2 separate regions of the Homo sapiens genome follow, and region 1 is linked to region 2. The links are chromatin loops, found by intact Hi-C in ENCODE. Cell type or tissue: heart left ventricle. All regions are shown on one strand.

The links. A loop is a pair of places that touch in the nucleus more often than their neighbours do. Peaks named below come from ENCODE experiments on the same cell type or tissue, not always from the same donor. Only the 100,000 strongest peaks of a DNase experiment are listed, where the experiment ranks them.
Region 1: a loop joins it to region 2, with 7 times the contacts of the local background. A loop is called at or near these places in 2 of 110 quality-filtered maps.

Annotation. Positions count from the first base shown.
Region 1 is chr18:31,981,193-31,989,192 of GRCh38, forward strand. No RefSeq gene overlaps it. Among named protein-coding and RNA genes, the nearest start is that of RNF125, 34 kb to the right of the region's middle. In heart left ventricle, no CTCF peak of the experiment used is centred here; no DNase peak of the experiment used is centred here; H3K27ac peaks cover 282 bases.
Region 2 is chr18:32,080,929-32,088,928 of GRCh38, forward strand. It overlaps a transcript of RNF125 not described here. Among named protein-coding and RNA genes, the nearest start is that of RNF138, 6.9 kb to the right of the region's middle. RefSeq lists an enhancer at 4,324-4,453. In heart left ventricle, no CTCF peak of the experiment used is centred here; no DNase peak of the experiment used is centred here; H3K4me3 peaks cover 555 bases; H3K27ac peaks cover 1,735 bases.

The sequences.
Region 1 (8,000 bases), 100 kb before region 2:
ATTTAAATGAGAGAGCAAAAGCAAGACATAGTGGAGCAATTTAATTCTAAACACCAGACTAAAACTGAGCAAATCCACAGGTGCTGTTATTTCCTTACTGTCAATGGTCTATACTTCTCTACACACATGCACCATTGTCCCCTCTTGCTAACAATCTGGGTTAGACTGCAGTAGTTAAAACTCAGGGACAAAAATTAGCTCTCTCAGAGATTATAATTTGCCAGTAGAATTCAGAGACTGTGATGGCACAGATGATAGTGGCTTCTCTCGACATCTGTACTGGGGCATGTGAATAGATGTAATCCTTGGAATACAGCAAAAAGTTCTGCAGCCAATCATTGGAAAAAGTGGAGTTACACAGATTTCTTCACGGTGAGACTTTATAAGGCCTTTAACAAACTAATATGAGTTTTGAATCTCAAAAAGGCAAATTGGTTCGTAGACTTTCCAAACTTTTTTGACCCGTACACTCCCTACTTTGATTTTGAGGACTTATTTTCCAAGGGACTATACTTCCCCAATGGTTGTTCTTTTTTTTGTTTTTAAACTGTGATTTCATATCATAAACCAGTTCACACATACTTCTAAAGGTAAAACTAAGACAAAGGTTTCATAAAATATTACGTACTTTTTCTTTTTTTTGAGATGGAGTCTCACTCTATTGCCCAGGCTGCAGTGCAGTGGTGCGATCTCGGCTCACTGCAACCTCCGCCTCCCGAGTTGAGGTGATTCTCCTGCCTCAGCCTGCCGAGTAGCTGGGACTACAGGTGTGTGCCACCATGCCCGGCTAATATTTTCTTTTTTTTTTTTTGAGATGGAGTTTTGCTCTTGCTGCCCAGGCTGGAGTGCAATGGCGCAATCTCGGCTCACCGCAACCTCCGCCTCCTAGGTTCAAGTGATTCTCCTGCCTCAGCCTCCCGAGTAGCTGCAATTACAGGCATGCGCCACCATGCCCAGCTAATTTTTTGTATTTTCTTTTTAGTAGAGATGGGGTTTCTCCATGTTGGTCAGGCTGGTCTCGAACTCCTGACCTCAGGTGATCTGCCCTCCTCGGCCTCCCAAGGTGCTGGGATTATAGGCAGGAGACACCGTGCCCAGCCTATCTCAAGGTTTTGAGTGTTTTGAAGGCCAGGACTATGTCTTATTCTTCTTGGTATCACCAGCACCTAGTATAATACTGTGTACAAAGTAGGCCTCAATAAATGCTTGTTGAATTGAATTTACTTGAGTTTCCAGAAATGGGGAGGTCACCAGAGAAATGTACAGACCAGGAAAAGGCGATTGAACTCACTCCAGGGAAGTTTTTTTGTTTGTTTGTTTTGTTTTGTTTTGTTTTGTTTTGTTTTGTTTTGTTTTTGAGACGGAGTCTCACTCAGTTGCCCAGGCTGGAGTGCAGGGTGCAATCTTAGCTCGCTGCAACCTCTGCCTCCCAGCCTCCCCAGCCTCAAGCCATTCTCCTGCCTCAACCTCCCCAGTAGCTGGCATTACAGGTGCCTGCCACCACATCTGGCTATTTTTTGTATTTTTAGTAGAGACAGGGTTTCACCATGTTGGCCAGGCTGGTCTTGAACTCCTGACCTCAGGTGATCTGCCCACCTTGGCCTCCCAAACTACTGGGATTACAGACATGAGCCACTGCTCCCAGCTAGTGTTTTTAAATAAGGGAGAAATTATAATGACAGGCAGAGATGTTTTGGAAAGTATTTTTGTGGCAAGTGCCTAAAAGTAGGAGTCAGAGAAACCCAAGTCCGTGAGTTGGCCAAGAGACTGAAAAGACCCTCAAGAGAAAAGACGGGATGGGAGGAAGGCAGCTGGAATCACAGCCAAGGCAGCACTACAATGTGCTGGAACTCCCCAGCATTCTGACCCAATGACCTACTTCGTGCAAGGCTGGGAGTGCTGTAGATTACAGCAAGGTGTAACAACAGAGCCCTATAAGTGCAAAACACCCTGTGCCTATGTGCCCTTTTTTGAGAACTACTTGTACTTTAACCAGATGATTGGATTAACAGCAGCGCTTGCCCTATTGCAGGAAGTGTGACTATTTTCTCAGAGTAAAACAGGCACTAATTTTGGGACTTGGCCCTGGCTCACATAGGAAGGGGGCGGGAGAGTCTGACTCAACTGACAATGGAAGTCCAGCCAGGAGAGCAAAGAACAATGTCCTCAGGTAAGGCCATTAGTGTCTGGCACATCTGTGGCTTGGTGGTGACTTCCATTCACCAACCAGCCTGGGTTTTGGGGACAGGCTCTCAGGCCCCAAGGAGAGAGTAGGCAAATGCAAGGCAAAGCTCTCAAGCCAGAAGAAGTATGGAGAGTGGGCCTGGCAGTACCGTATGAACCTGCTGTCTTGATATAATGATAAATAACATGCTTTTTTGTCCTCAACGGGCTCCTACTTAGGACGATAAATTATATGTCATTTTCCGCATGGAATACTTGGAAGAATCCCAGAAAAACAACTTTGCAACAGGAACCAAGGCAAAAGCCAGCTTTATAAACTGGGTCAAGAAAGAATCCAGGTGGGAACTATGGCCCACCTTGGATAGGAAAAGCAGGCTATCCTTGTAGTTACTAGAAATCTCAGAGACAGTACTACCCATATCCTATGCAGAAAGCAATGACGGTCTTTGTCCTTATTAACAATGGCACCCGCGATCCTCCAAAATGCAGGGGGAGATAGTCTTCCTATATTGGTGTTTCTGTTATCAGACTCATCATTGAGAATCACTACTATTTATCCCTGAAGAAGAGAATGTTTTGCACAGGGTGTTCTTTCCAAATATATGGACAAGACAGTCTGCTACATCATGCAGAGGTTGCAAGTTGCTTATAAACTAATTGGAAAGTTAAATAATTATAAAAGATTTAAATAGTAGTCCAAGAGAGCAACAGAAGAGTTATCAAAAACTCATGCCTGGTTAATAGTCAAACCAGTTGTGTTAGCTGTAATGTTTATGAGAGTTCAAAGAGAAAGTGTAACCGCTTCAGATTAGGAAGATAAAAAAATATTTCACAGGAAACGGGACATCAAGTCTTTTTTTTTCTAGACAGAGTCTCACTCTCTCACCCAGGCTGGAGTGCAGTGGCATGACCTTGGCTCACTGCAACCTCTGCCTCCCGGACTCAAGCGATTCTCCTGCCTCAGCCTCCAGAGTAGCTGGACTTACAGGTGCGTGCCACCACACCCAGCTAATTTTTATATTTTTAATAGAGACGGGTTTCACCATGTTGGTCAAGCTGGTCTTGAACCCCTGAGCTCAGGTGATCCACCCGCCTCAGCCTCCCAAAGTGCTGGGATTACAGGTGTAAGCCACCATGCCCAGCCGGGACATTAGGTCTTGAAGGACTTCCCATTTATTAAGTACTTACTATTTGCCAAACATTTTCACATATGGATTATTATTTCTTAGAACAATCCTATGAAATAGGCATTGGTATCCATAGTCTACAAAGGAGGGAACTGAGACGCTGAGAGTTTAAGCAACTTTTCCTAGGTCACCCAGCCAGTAAAAAGCATAGAGGTTCAGACCCATATGTATGTTACTTCAAAGTTTCTGTTTTTTCTGAAGCGGGGGAGTTGGGGGAAGAAAAAGAAAGGAAACCAGAGGCTTCCAGTCAGGTTGAACAAGCTCAGCTAAGTCTAATAATGGAAGGTATATTTGGAGTTCTCCAAATAGCCCTATTTGATAGGAGTAGAAATTTCAGGAAAGTGAAAGGGTGGCATTCCACCTAGAAAGTTAAGGAAGGAGTAGTTTGTGAAAGGCCTTAAATAGCAGTGCAAAGAGTTGTGGGGAACTATTTATGTTTGAGCTTGGCCCTCTATGCGTGGAGCCAAAGATAGGGCATGGAGCTCAGGGTCCTAGGTTGTACCCATTGAGGTTGAAAGGGCAAGGGCAAGGTTTCTGATATCAAAAGAGAATATAGGCTAAAACTAGAAGGTACAGATAACCTGCAAACTAGAAAGGAAAATAAGAAATGCTAGTGTCATGTCATATAAGAGCTTTAGAGTCAGTTGAGTTTAGATCTTGGCTTTCCCACTTATTATATGTATGACATTCAGCTGGTCACTCAACATCTTTCAGATTCAGTTTCCTAAATTATGAAATATACCTACTTTATATTAGACTTTGTGGTTGACTCCCCCAAATCCTTTCCACCTCAGTTGATCCATCTAAAGCCATCATGATAATCCCATTCTCCTTGCTAATGATTGGCCCAGGGATGGCTAATGAAATATGCAGAAGAATACAATGGACCGAACTCTGTCGTCCCAAAATTCCTATGTTGAAGCTCTAACTCCCAGTGTGATGGTATCCGAAGACAGAGCCTTTGGGAGGAAATTAGGTTTGGAAGAGGTCATGAGGGTGGGGCCTTCATGATGGGATTAATGTCCTTGTGAAAAGAGACACCAGAGAACTTGCTTGCTCTCTCCCTCTCTGCCATGTGAGGACACAATGAGAAGATGGCCATTTCCAAGCCAGAAAGAGAGTCCTCACCTCACCTTACCAGGGTGGCACCCTGCTCTTGGACTTCCAGCCTCCAGAACTGTAAGAAAATAAATTTCTGTATTTTGTTATGTCAACCTGAGCTGGCTAATAAAAAGGACTTAATGGACCCGACATGGAAGCTCACGCCTATAATCCCAGCACTTTGGGAGGCTGATGCAGGCAGATGACCTGAGGTCAGGAGCTCGAGACCAGCCTGATCAACATGGAGAAACCCCATCTCTACTAAAAATACAAAATTAGACAGGCATGGTGGCGCATGCCCGTAATCCCAGCTACTCGGGAGGCTGAGAGAGGAGAATCACGAACTCAGGAGGCGGAGGTGGCAGTGAGCCAACATCATGCCATTAACCTCCAGCCTGGGCAACAAGAACGAAACTCTGTCTCAAAAAAAAAAAAAAAAAAAAAAGGGCTTAATGGGGGTGCTGCTAGGTAAGTAGGTAAGTTTTCCCTTGCTCTTGCTCTTCTAAGGGAAACCATGGTCTCTTTTTTACTTCATATATCAAAAAACACAGAAATATTGCCAACTGCTACCAGTACCCATTCCACCCCACCAAGAACAAACCAACTTGAGAACAAAGCTGATGTATATAATTGGGCAGAATTTCAGGGAAATGGAGAGAGAACCCTGATCAAATCATACCTGAAGTCAATAGCGCAATATTATGGCACTTCCTGTTATTTGGGCCAATATAATTTCTTTCTTTTTTTTTTTTGAGATGGAGTTTCACTCTTGTTGCCTAGGCTGGAGTGCAATGGCACAATCTTGGCTCACTGCAGCCTCCGCCTCCCAGGTTCAAGCGATTTCTTCTGCCTCAGCCTCCCGAATAGCTGGGATTACAGGCATGGGCCACCACGCCTGGCTAATTTTGTATTTTTAGTAGAGACGGAGTTTCTCCATGTTGGTCAGGCTGGTCTCAAACTCACGACCTCAGGTGATCTGCTTGCCTCAGCCTTCCAAAGTACTGGGATTACAGGCGTGAGCCACCATGCCCAGCTGAGCCAATACAATTTCTTATTGTTTAAGTGAATTTGCGTCAGGTTTATGTTACTTGCAGATTATAGCAACCCAGGGTGACTGGGAGAATAAATCCTAATAATTAAAGATTTTAGTGTAGTGTGTAGTACATATATATAAAAATGATAGCTATTAATATTATTTTAGGTAGAGACCTAATTTGTAAGTCACTCAATGTAGTGATCATGACTGGGAGATCCATTAGAAGTCACCTATTGGTGCCCGGGCGTGGTGGCTCATGCCTGTAATCCCAGCACTTTGGGAGGCTGAGGCGGGCAGATCACCTGAGGTCGGGAGTTCGAGACCAGCCTGGCCAACATGGAGAAACCCTGTCTCTACTAAAAAATATAAAATTAGCCAGGCTTGATGGTGCATGCCTGTAATCCCAGCTACTTGGGAGGCTGAGGCAAGATAATCACTTGAACCCGGGAGGTGGAGCTTGCCATGAGCCGAGATTGTGCCATTGCACTCCAGCCTGGGCAACAAGAGAGAGACTCCGTCTCAAAAAACAAAACAAAACAAAACAAAACAAAACAAAACAAAAAAACACCTAATGATAGGGGTTGTGATGAGAAGACTCAGTCTCTGAAAAAGAAAGAAGACTGGAATAAGGGGTAGAGAATTGGCTTGAGATTTGCCTCTGGCAAACCAGGTTTAGATTCTGGTTGACAGGCAAGACACTAGCAGAAGAAACAAAGCAAAACTGATATAAATGTTGAGGATGTGGTACCCTTCCTAATTTCCAGATTTCAGCTGGGAGTTTTTCTGTGGTCCTAATAACTCAAATAGCCAGCTCTGCTTCAGAAACTTCCTTATGTCCTTTCTTTGCCCTCATTAGAGCTCCCATTATTGGTTTCCCTGGAATGTGCTCTTAGACAAACACTACTTCTGTTTAAATGTTTGCATTATTTAAACAGGTGAAAATAGTAAAATTAAAGGAGCTCATTTCATTCTTATTCAGTTGTACTTTTTTAAAGACTCAAATGGCTTAATTACGTATTTTAAGCCAAGCAATAAAAACATCTAAAAATTGTTCCAAAACCACATTGTTTGCTTGATGGTGAACAGTTTCTAAACAAAACTAATGTAGCCAGGAAAATGTTGTCCTAAGCCACTGGACAGTTCTTCCTTGAATTGTTGTAGCTGGTAATTAAGCTGGTATGATTGTTAATATTTTCTATTTTTATCAAATTGCTCTTCCAAATTCTGAAAACTATTCAGTCCTTGAGGGCATATGAAATCATTTCCTTGTTATTAAGAAACATGTAAAGCAGATTAAATTAGCAATTATGATCCTAAAGCAAAAATTAAGGAAATGTGCAAGGTTTGACTACCAGGATGTTCATTGAAGCTTTATTTATTTATTTATTATTTGATTATTATTTTTGTTTTGAGATGGAGTCTTGCTCTGTCACTCAGGTTGGAGTCCACTGGCGTAATCTCGGCTCACTGCAACCTCCGCCTCCCAGGTTCAAGCGATTCTCCTGCTTTACCCTCCTGAGTAGCTGTGATTACAGGCGTGTGCCACCACGTCCAGCTAATTTTTGTATTTTTAGTAGAGACTTGGTCAGGCTGGTCTCGAACTCCTGACCTCATGATCCTCCAGCCTTGGCCTCCCAAAGTGCTGGGATTACAGGCGTGAACCACCGTGCCTGGCCTTTTTTTTTTTTTTTTTTTTGAGATGGAGTCTTGCTCTGTCATCCAGGCTGGAGTGTAATGGTAAGATCTCAGCTCACTGCGACCTCTGCCTCCCAGGTTCAAATGATTCTCATGCCTCAGCCTCCTGAGTAGCTGGTACTATAGGCATGCACCACAACACTGGACTAATTTTTGTAGTTTTAGTGGACGGGGTTTCACCCCATTGTCCAGGCTGGTCTCGAACTCCTGACCTCAAGTGATCCTCCCACCTCAACATCCCAAAGTGCTGGGATTACAGGCATGAGCCACTGCGCCTGACCCTGAAAGATGATTATTAATATGTGTGCATGTCTTCTATAGACAGATAAAGCATTGGAAAATTTACTCATTTTCACTTTTCCCAAAAAGAATAATTTTCACTACATAAATACAAATGATATATATTTATACATTTTAGAAAAGCAAATTGTTTTCAACCACTTTCAACTAATTTGGAAGTCTTATTTTGCTAATGAGGTGATGTTGGCATTAATATTGGTAATTTCATTTCTTGTTCTTTTTTTTTTTTTTTTTTGAGACAGAGTCTCGCTCTGTCACCCAGGCTGAAGTGCAGTGGTGAGATCTCGGCTCACTGCAAGCTCTGCCTCCCGGGTTCACGCCATTCTCCTGCCTCAGCCTCCTGAGTAGCTGGGACTACAGGTGCCTGCCACTGCGCCCGGCTAATTTTTTTTTTTTTTTTTTTTTTGTATTTTTGGTAGAGACATGGTTTCGCTGTGTTAGCCAGGATGGTCTCGATCTCCTGACCTCGTGATCCGCCCGCCTCGGCCTCCCAAAGG
Region 2 (8,000 bases):
GTAATCCGAGCACTTTGGGAGGCTGAGGCAGGCGGATCACGAGGTCAGGAGTTTGAAACTAGCCTGACCCAACATGGTGAAACCCCGTGTCTACTAAAAATACAATCATTAACCGAGTGTGATGGCGCAGGTCTGTAAGCCTATAATCCCAGCTACTCAGGAAGCTGAGGCAGGAGAATCGCTTGCATCCGGGAGGCAGAGGTTGCAGTGAGCCAAGATCTCGCCACTGGACTCCATCCTAGGCAACAGAGTGAGACTACATCTGAAAAAAAAAAAAAAAAAGGTCAGAATGGTAAATTTCATGTTGTGTGTTTTTAAACACAAAGAAAAAAACAACAAACAAAAAATTTTAAGCAAATACCATGGTGTATATATAGTTCTATGACACCCAGTTTAGGAAATTATAATTGTCAGTGAAATTTAGGAAAGAAGAAATGTCATCTTACTGGCAAAGCTCTTGGGGTTTCAAAAATGAAGTATTTAAATATAGAGACAACAACTTTACTCTCTGTTGCTATTTTTTTCACCCACTGGTCTCTCTCCAGACTTTGGATGAAGCTTAAAGCACAGAACATTGTTTGCTTGTTTCCCCCACCATTTGCAGTGATTGTACCATCTCTTAGATATTTACTGAGTTACAAGTTATAGTTAGTATCACCCCCATTTTAACTTAATTACTTTTTAAAAGCCATACCTCCAAAAAGAGTCACATTCTAAGGTACTGGGGTTAGAACTTAAACATAGGAATTGGGGAGAGAAAAGGATACAATTCAACCTATAAAATCTATTATAATTTAAAATTTTTAATATTAAACTTTCTCTGTTCAAATTATTGTGTGGTTTCTCTCTCATGATTAGACCCAGACTGATAAATCAGATTGTGTTGATTTTTCCTGAGCACTTTCAATAAGGTACAACCAGAAATTTACATTCTTCCATGGAGATTTTTCTGGATGTGAGTAGAAAAAAGGAAGTTGGGAATTGAGAATGTGGAGGTCCAAATGAAGAAAGTAATCATTTGATGGACTGAGGTACAGGAGTCAAGTTCTTTGATTCACTTCCTTTTCTGTATGTAAGTTTGAAATGCTGAGTGGGAAAGTTTGAGATCCTGGCAACCGGAGTGGGAAGGAATGAATGGAATGGAGGGTTTGGGGAATCTTGGCTCCCTGAGCTACATTAGAGAACCTCACACTGGCTTCCCTCCTGGCAAATCAAATAGGATGTCACTATCAGTACAAAATACATTGGACTGGTATTCAGTACATTACACTGGCTTCCCTCCTGGCAAATCAAATAGGAAAACAAAACCTCACACTGGCTTCTCTCCTGGCAAATCAAATAAGATGTCACTACCTGCACAAAATACATTGGACTGGTATATGTATATACACACACAAACACACACACACACATATATATACATGGACACACATCATATATATTATATTTGTATTTATATTATATGTATGTTTAAATATAAGTAGAGAGTTTATTTGGGCCAAGTTTGAGATCTGCAACCTGGGAGCGTAGATTCAGGATGCTGTGAATTCAGATCACCAGGCAATATTTTAGGGAATAGAGAAGACCTCTCTGCCAGCCCAGGTAGTCGTCTTCACGCTGTCCTGATATAAAGTTTGTCAAACAGAGTGTACTGGGATATACATCGCCCCCAGAGTTGCTGCTAAGGAACGGAAACTCTATGTGTGTAGGCCAGCCTTGGCTCTTCAATTTAGCAGCCCTGCTGACCTGACATTTTTGGTGTTTGCTTTTAGGAATTTCCCCTATAATGAAAATGATGGACAGGTGACTAAGTTTTTATTAGAATTATAGCACTGGAAAAACACAATTCGTATAACAGGACTGTGATTCATTGAAACCAATGTCCCAGTTCCTTGGAGACCCTAAGGTCCTCAGGGCATTTGTGGACTCCAATACCTTTAACAAAAAGTGAATTGTGAGATATACCCATCCTCTCTCCCCAAACAGGGTAGTCTCCTCTAATGTCCTTTCAGATGCTCCCTTGACAATAGAAATGATCCCAGAAGGCAATATCAGAGAAGCTAGATTTGTTGGCAATAGAGCTCTCACTGTTGCAAAGTCAACCAAATGATGCCCATGAGATGCTGTGGTTCTCTGCTTTACTTTATTAATTCTGTCCAGCAACAGATGGTACATGTCCTGTGTTTCTTCCCCTTTTTCCATGTTCTAAATGGAAGTTTTCATTGTAGTTGTATTTGCTCTCCATTGTGGTACATAACAGGTGGTTGATAGGAATTACATTTCTTATTTGGTCTAAGGTTGCAGTATCATGAGATCTCAAAATTGGACCAGATTAAGACCCAAGTAAAGGGAAAGGTAAATCATTTGGCAATACTGAACTGGAAAAATAGTGGTCTCATGACATTGTGACATTGCTGCTAGAAGGGACTTTGGATTACCTCCTTTCGAGAAAATAATAAATGCCTATATATTAAGGGGTAAGGCTGGAATTATTGAACTTCATGTATAGAAAGAAGGGCTTATATGTGGGCTGGAGGGTTCTTCTGTTTCCCTAAAATGTAGGCTTTGTTTGCTTTTTAAAATTGGTGTCAGGCTTTTGCCTCCAGTGTGATACTGGAACTAATCTTGTTATAGTTTCCTCTGTCCTGGCGAGGAAGCCGGGGCAGAACAATGCCCAGAGGATGTTAATAAATGTGGAGTAGGTCAGGTGCGGTGGCTCATGCCTGTAATCCCAGCACTTTGGGAGGCCTAGGTAGGCAGATTGCTTGAGCTCAGAAGTTTGAAACCAGCCTGGGTAACATGGCCAAACCCCATCTCTACAAAAATTAGCTGAGTGTGGTGGTGTGTGCCTATGGTTCTCACTACTCAGGAGGCAGAGGCAGGAGGATTGACTGAGCCTGGGAGTTTGAAGCTGCAGTGAGCTATGATTGTGCCACTGTACTACAGCCCGGGCAACAGAGGCGAGACCCTGTCTCGAAAAAAAAAATGTGGAGTAAAGGAAAAACAAAAAGGGAAAAAAAGGAAAGAGGGAGGGAGAAAAGGTAAGAAAAAGAAAGGGAGAAAGGGAGAGAAGAGCGAGAGAGAAATGGAGAAAGATCTTTTAGCTTCAAATTTAAATGTTTCTCTCAAAGATTAAAAAACAACTGACCAGGTGCGGTGGCTTACACCTGTAATCCCAGCACTTTGGGAGGCCGACGCAGGTGGATCACCTGAGGTCAGGAGTTTGAGACCAGCCTAGCCGACTTGCTGAAACCCCATCTCTACAAAAATACAAAAATTAGCCAGGCTTGGTGGCGCATGCCTGTAATCGCAGCTACTTGGGAGGCTGAGGCAGGGGAATCGCTTGAACCCAGGAGACGGAGGTTGCAGTGAGCCGAGATAGTGCCACTGCATTCCCGCCTGTGGGATAGAGCAAGACTATGTCTCCAAACAAACAAACAAACAAACAAAAAAACAAGAACAGTGTCAAAGAAAAGTTGAAATGTGAGTTGATTTGTTGAAATCTATTCATCATTACTGGTCTACTCTAGGGCTCTGCCTCCTAGGACAGCATAGTTTATTCAGTGAAGTGACTTTAGCTGCATTCCGAATATCTGTTTCATTGTTGGTTTGCTCTCTTTCTACTGACTGATTTGTGTGTTTGGGCAAGGGAGAAGGTGGCTGCCCCACAGCTCCTGTGTTAACATGCCTTCCAAATTAAGGGATTTGATAGAGACTGACTAGAATATCAGAATCTCAGTTCCACAGTTTTGGGAGACACAGTGTGGCTATCACAAGCTGGGATTATATTCACCTCTATCCTAATCAACTGTAACATAGAGGCCAGATTCCACAGGATAAACAGGGTCACCGGGGCTACTCATATGAACATTGTTAAAAATGGAAGCTGTATAATAATACATAAAATATGGATGATATGAAATTAAATGTCATGAAAATTCATGTTCATAATGACATTTATGAAGAAGTTGAAATGTAACTGTCTCAAACTGGGGTGAATTCAAAAGATAAATTCCTTCATTTTCTATAGTTAATTTAATCTCACTTTTGAACTTCCATTTCAGCTACTTTGCAGAGGTGTGAGGAGAGAATTTAAGCTTACAATGAAAAGTAACCCAGTTCCTTGTCTTTGGGAAGGAAGAACCACTTTGCGGCATTTCTTTGTCACTTGCCTCTCCTCTCCTTCTGAACTGTTGATTCAGCTAGGAAACTGGGACAGGGGCCAATCAGGAAAGCGGAGCTTGCAAGGGTGGTTCAGTAGAGGATGATTAATATGGGAAACTAATTACAAAGACATTAAAAGAGCAGAAAGGCCAAGTTGACAGTGAAGCAAATACACAAGGCATTGAGAAAAGGAAGGGCCTGCCCAGCAGGAAGCAGGACCAAAGAAAGTGCAGCCTCACAGAAGCCAAAACCGCAGAAGAAATGAAACCACTGCCAGAAGCAGAGAGAGAGAGAGAGAGAGAGAGAGAGAGAGAGAGAGAGAGAAAGCTGGGTGAGGGGGCTCACACCTGTAATCCCAGCACTTTAAGAGGCCAAGGTGGGAGGATCACCTGAGGTCTGGAGTTTGAGACCAGCCTGACCAACATGGTGAAAGCCCATTTCTACTAAAAATACAAAAAATTAGCCGGGTGTGGCGGCGGGTGCCTGTAATCTCAGCTACTTGGGAGGCTGAGGCAGGAGAATCGCTTGAACCTGGGGGTGGAGGTTGCAGTGAGCCAAGACTGCACCATTGTACTCCAGGTTGGGCAACAAGAGTGAAACGACTTATCAAAAAAAAAAAAAAAAAAAAAAAAGAGAGAGAGAAGTAACTTGGTTTCGTTCTTCCTTCCTTCCTGATCTCTCATTGGTGCCTCGTATTGGCTGAATATAGCCAGAAGTCAGCTGGTAAGGGAAACTGGGAAACAGTTTATAAGAGTCAGCTCCAACAAAAAGAGCAGAACAACAAGGGCAGAACAGGGAAAGAGATGCAGAAAGGCAAATGCCTAGGTCAGATACTTCCAACTACAAATAACCAAAGAACCCACTGAGAATGGCTCAAACTAGAAGGTGTTTAATTAATCTTGATTAACAGATAGGAGGGAGGGCAGTTTCAGGGTTGACTAGAGTAATTGAATAATTCAAATATTAATATATCAAGAACCTATATATTCTTTCCATCTTTCAGCTTTACCACCTTCAGCACATTGGCTTTTCTTTTCACGGCTGGCTCTTTACATGGTTTCATCCTGCTTGTAGTTCCACGTAGCACATATAGACAAAGAAACATCTAGATGGGGGAGTAGATTTGTCTTTTTTTTTTTTTTTTAAGAGACAAGCTCTTGCTGTGTTGCTTAGGTAGGACTCCTGGGCTCAAGCAATCCTCCTGCCTCAGCCTCTCGAATAGCTGGGACTATAGGTGCACACCACTGCACCTAGATATTTGTGTTTTTTTTTTTTTTTTCTGAGACAGGTTCTCTGTTGTTCAGGCTGGAGTGCAGTGGAGTGATCATGGCTCACTGCAGCCTTGACCTCCCAGGCTCAACCAGTCTTCCTAACTCAGTCTCCCGAGTAGCTGGGATTACACGTGTGAGCCACCACACCATGCTAATTTCTAATTTTTTTTTTTTAAGATGGAGTTTTGCTCTTGTTGCCCAGGCTGGAGTGCAATGGCATGATCTCAGCGCATCGCAACCTCTGCCTCCCAGGTTCAAGTGATTCTCCTGCCTCAGCCTCCTAAGTAGCTGGGATTACAGGCTCCTGCCACCACACCCAGCTAATTTTGTATTTTTAGTAGAGGCAGGTTTCTCCGTGTTGGTCAGGCTGGTCTCGAACTCCCGACCTCAGGTGATCTGCCTGCCTCGGCCTCCCAAAGTGTTGGGATTTCAGGTATGAGCCACCATGCCTGGCCTCTAAAATGTTTTTGTAGAGACAGGGTCCCACTATGTTGTCCAGGCTGGTCTCAAATTCCTGACCTCAAGCTATCCTTGTACCTCAGCCTCCCAAAGTGCTGGAATTACAGGAATGAGCCACCATGCCTGGCCTTGTCTTTGATCATCAAAGAAAAGTGCTTGCTGATGCCCCTCATAATAATTCCCTTCACAGCCTTTTGGTCATAACTGAGTCACATACACACTCATGCTTAAACCACTGGTAAGAGGAAACGGCCAATCTAGGGAAGGCTTGGAAGCTCTGCACCTCTTCCCCCATACCTTACCCTATGCGTCTCGTCATCTGTATCTTTTGCAATATCCTTTATAATATACCAGTAATCGTGTTTCTCTGAGTTCTGTGTGCTGCTTCAGCTTCAAGTTGCGGTTCCCAGAGCCCACTCTTTCGGTTTCATTAATTTGCTGGAGCAATATCCTTTATAATACACCAGTAATCATGTTTCTCTGAGTTCTGTGCACTGCTCCAGCAAATTAATGAAACCCAAAGAGTGGGCTATGGGAACCGCAACTTGAAGCTGGTTGGTCGGAAGTTCTGGAGGCCCGGACTTGTAAGTGGTGTCTGGGGGTATGGAAGCCAGTCTTGGGAACTGGGCCCCCAACCTGTGGGATCTGACACTGTCTCTGGGTAGGTAGGAACTGAATTAGAGGACACCCATTTGCTGTCTGCTGCTTGGTGCATGGGGAAAACCCCCCACATATTTGTTCACAGAAGTCTTCTTCTGTGTTGATTGTTGTGGTGCGTGAGAGTAAAGGTAAAATATGGTTAGAGTTTTCCCTACACAATTGGTTATTGTGGAGGTTAAAGAACTCCATCATGGATGTTAACATGCTAGGTTGACTTCTGATTAACCCCAGTTCCAGGAATGCCCCTAAGAGTTCTTCTTTATGATTCCTTGTGTAAAAAGAGCATGGTCTTAATCATAAATCCTGCCCTTAAGCAAATTATAGGCTGTAATGCACATAGTATTCTTGTCTTTCCCTCAGGGGTGAACTTTAATTTTCCTGCACATTATGTATACCCTTTCCTTATGGTCTGCAGGATAACAATACGAAGATCCACCTGTCTTGCTGCTGCCCAAGACCACACTTCCATCCACAAGTTCCCCAGTAAATCACCTGCTACCAGCAAACTGGATTTGTTTGCCTCTTCTTTGGATTTTTGGCTTCTTCTGCATTTGAGAGTCACTTTGCATATATAGCCCTTTCATGGAACAGTTGTGTATGTACATAGTCAAGAGTAATATTTAGCTAATATTTGCTAAAATAAAAATATTTAGCAACTGGAACCAAATTGGCACTGGTCATTCAGGACAGACTACTCACCAGTCAGGATGGACAAGGCTGAAAAAGACTAGGAAAATGGTACTGGTACAAACCAGCTGAGTGTCAACACTGCACATGGTAGCAATTTACAAAGATACCAAAGGGTAGAGAGTGAAACATGAGCCTCTCTCCTGTTCCATCCTCCAGCTTCCCAGTTCACTTCTTCAAAGGCAATCACTTTTACCAGCAAAACAGGATTTTGAAGGTTTGTAGTAAGATAAAGCCAGGCCTTGTCAAGAAATCAGTATTCTAAATTATTTTATTTTTCTCTTTTGCATATCAAGATCCATCGAACTTGACTGGAGAGTTTTATTTACTTATTTTGATTTTTTATTTTTTGAGACAGAGTCCCGCTCTGTCACCCAGGCTGGAGAGCAGTGGTGCCATCTCAGCTCACTGCAACTTCTGCCTCCTGGGTTCAAGCCACTCTTCTGCCTCAGCCTCTGGAGTAGCTGGGACTATAGGCATGCATACCATGCCCGGTTAATTTTTGTATTTTAGTAGAGACAGGTTTCGCCATGTTGTCCAGGCTGGTCACGAACTCCTGACCTCAAGTGATCTGCCTGCCTCGGCCTCCCAGAGTGCTGGGATTAGGAGCATGATCCACCACGCCTGGTCTTGACTGGAGAGTTTTAGAGCACCCAATCAGCAAGAAGTGGCAAGGGGAAAAGTCCATTCCTTCTAATCCAAGAGACTGTAGGAGAAGAAACAAAGTAGGGGCTTCATTCTGGGGGGGAAAGGTGGTTT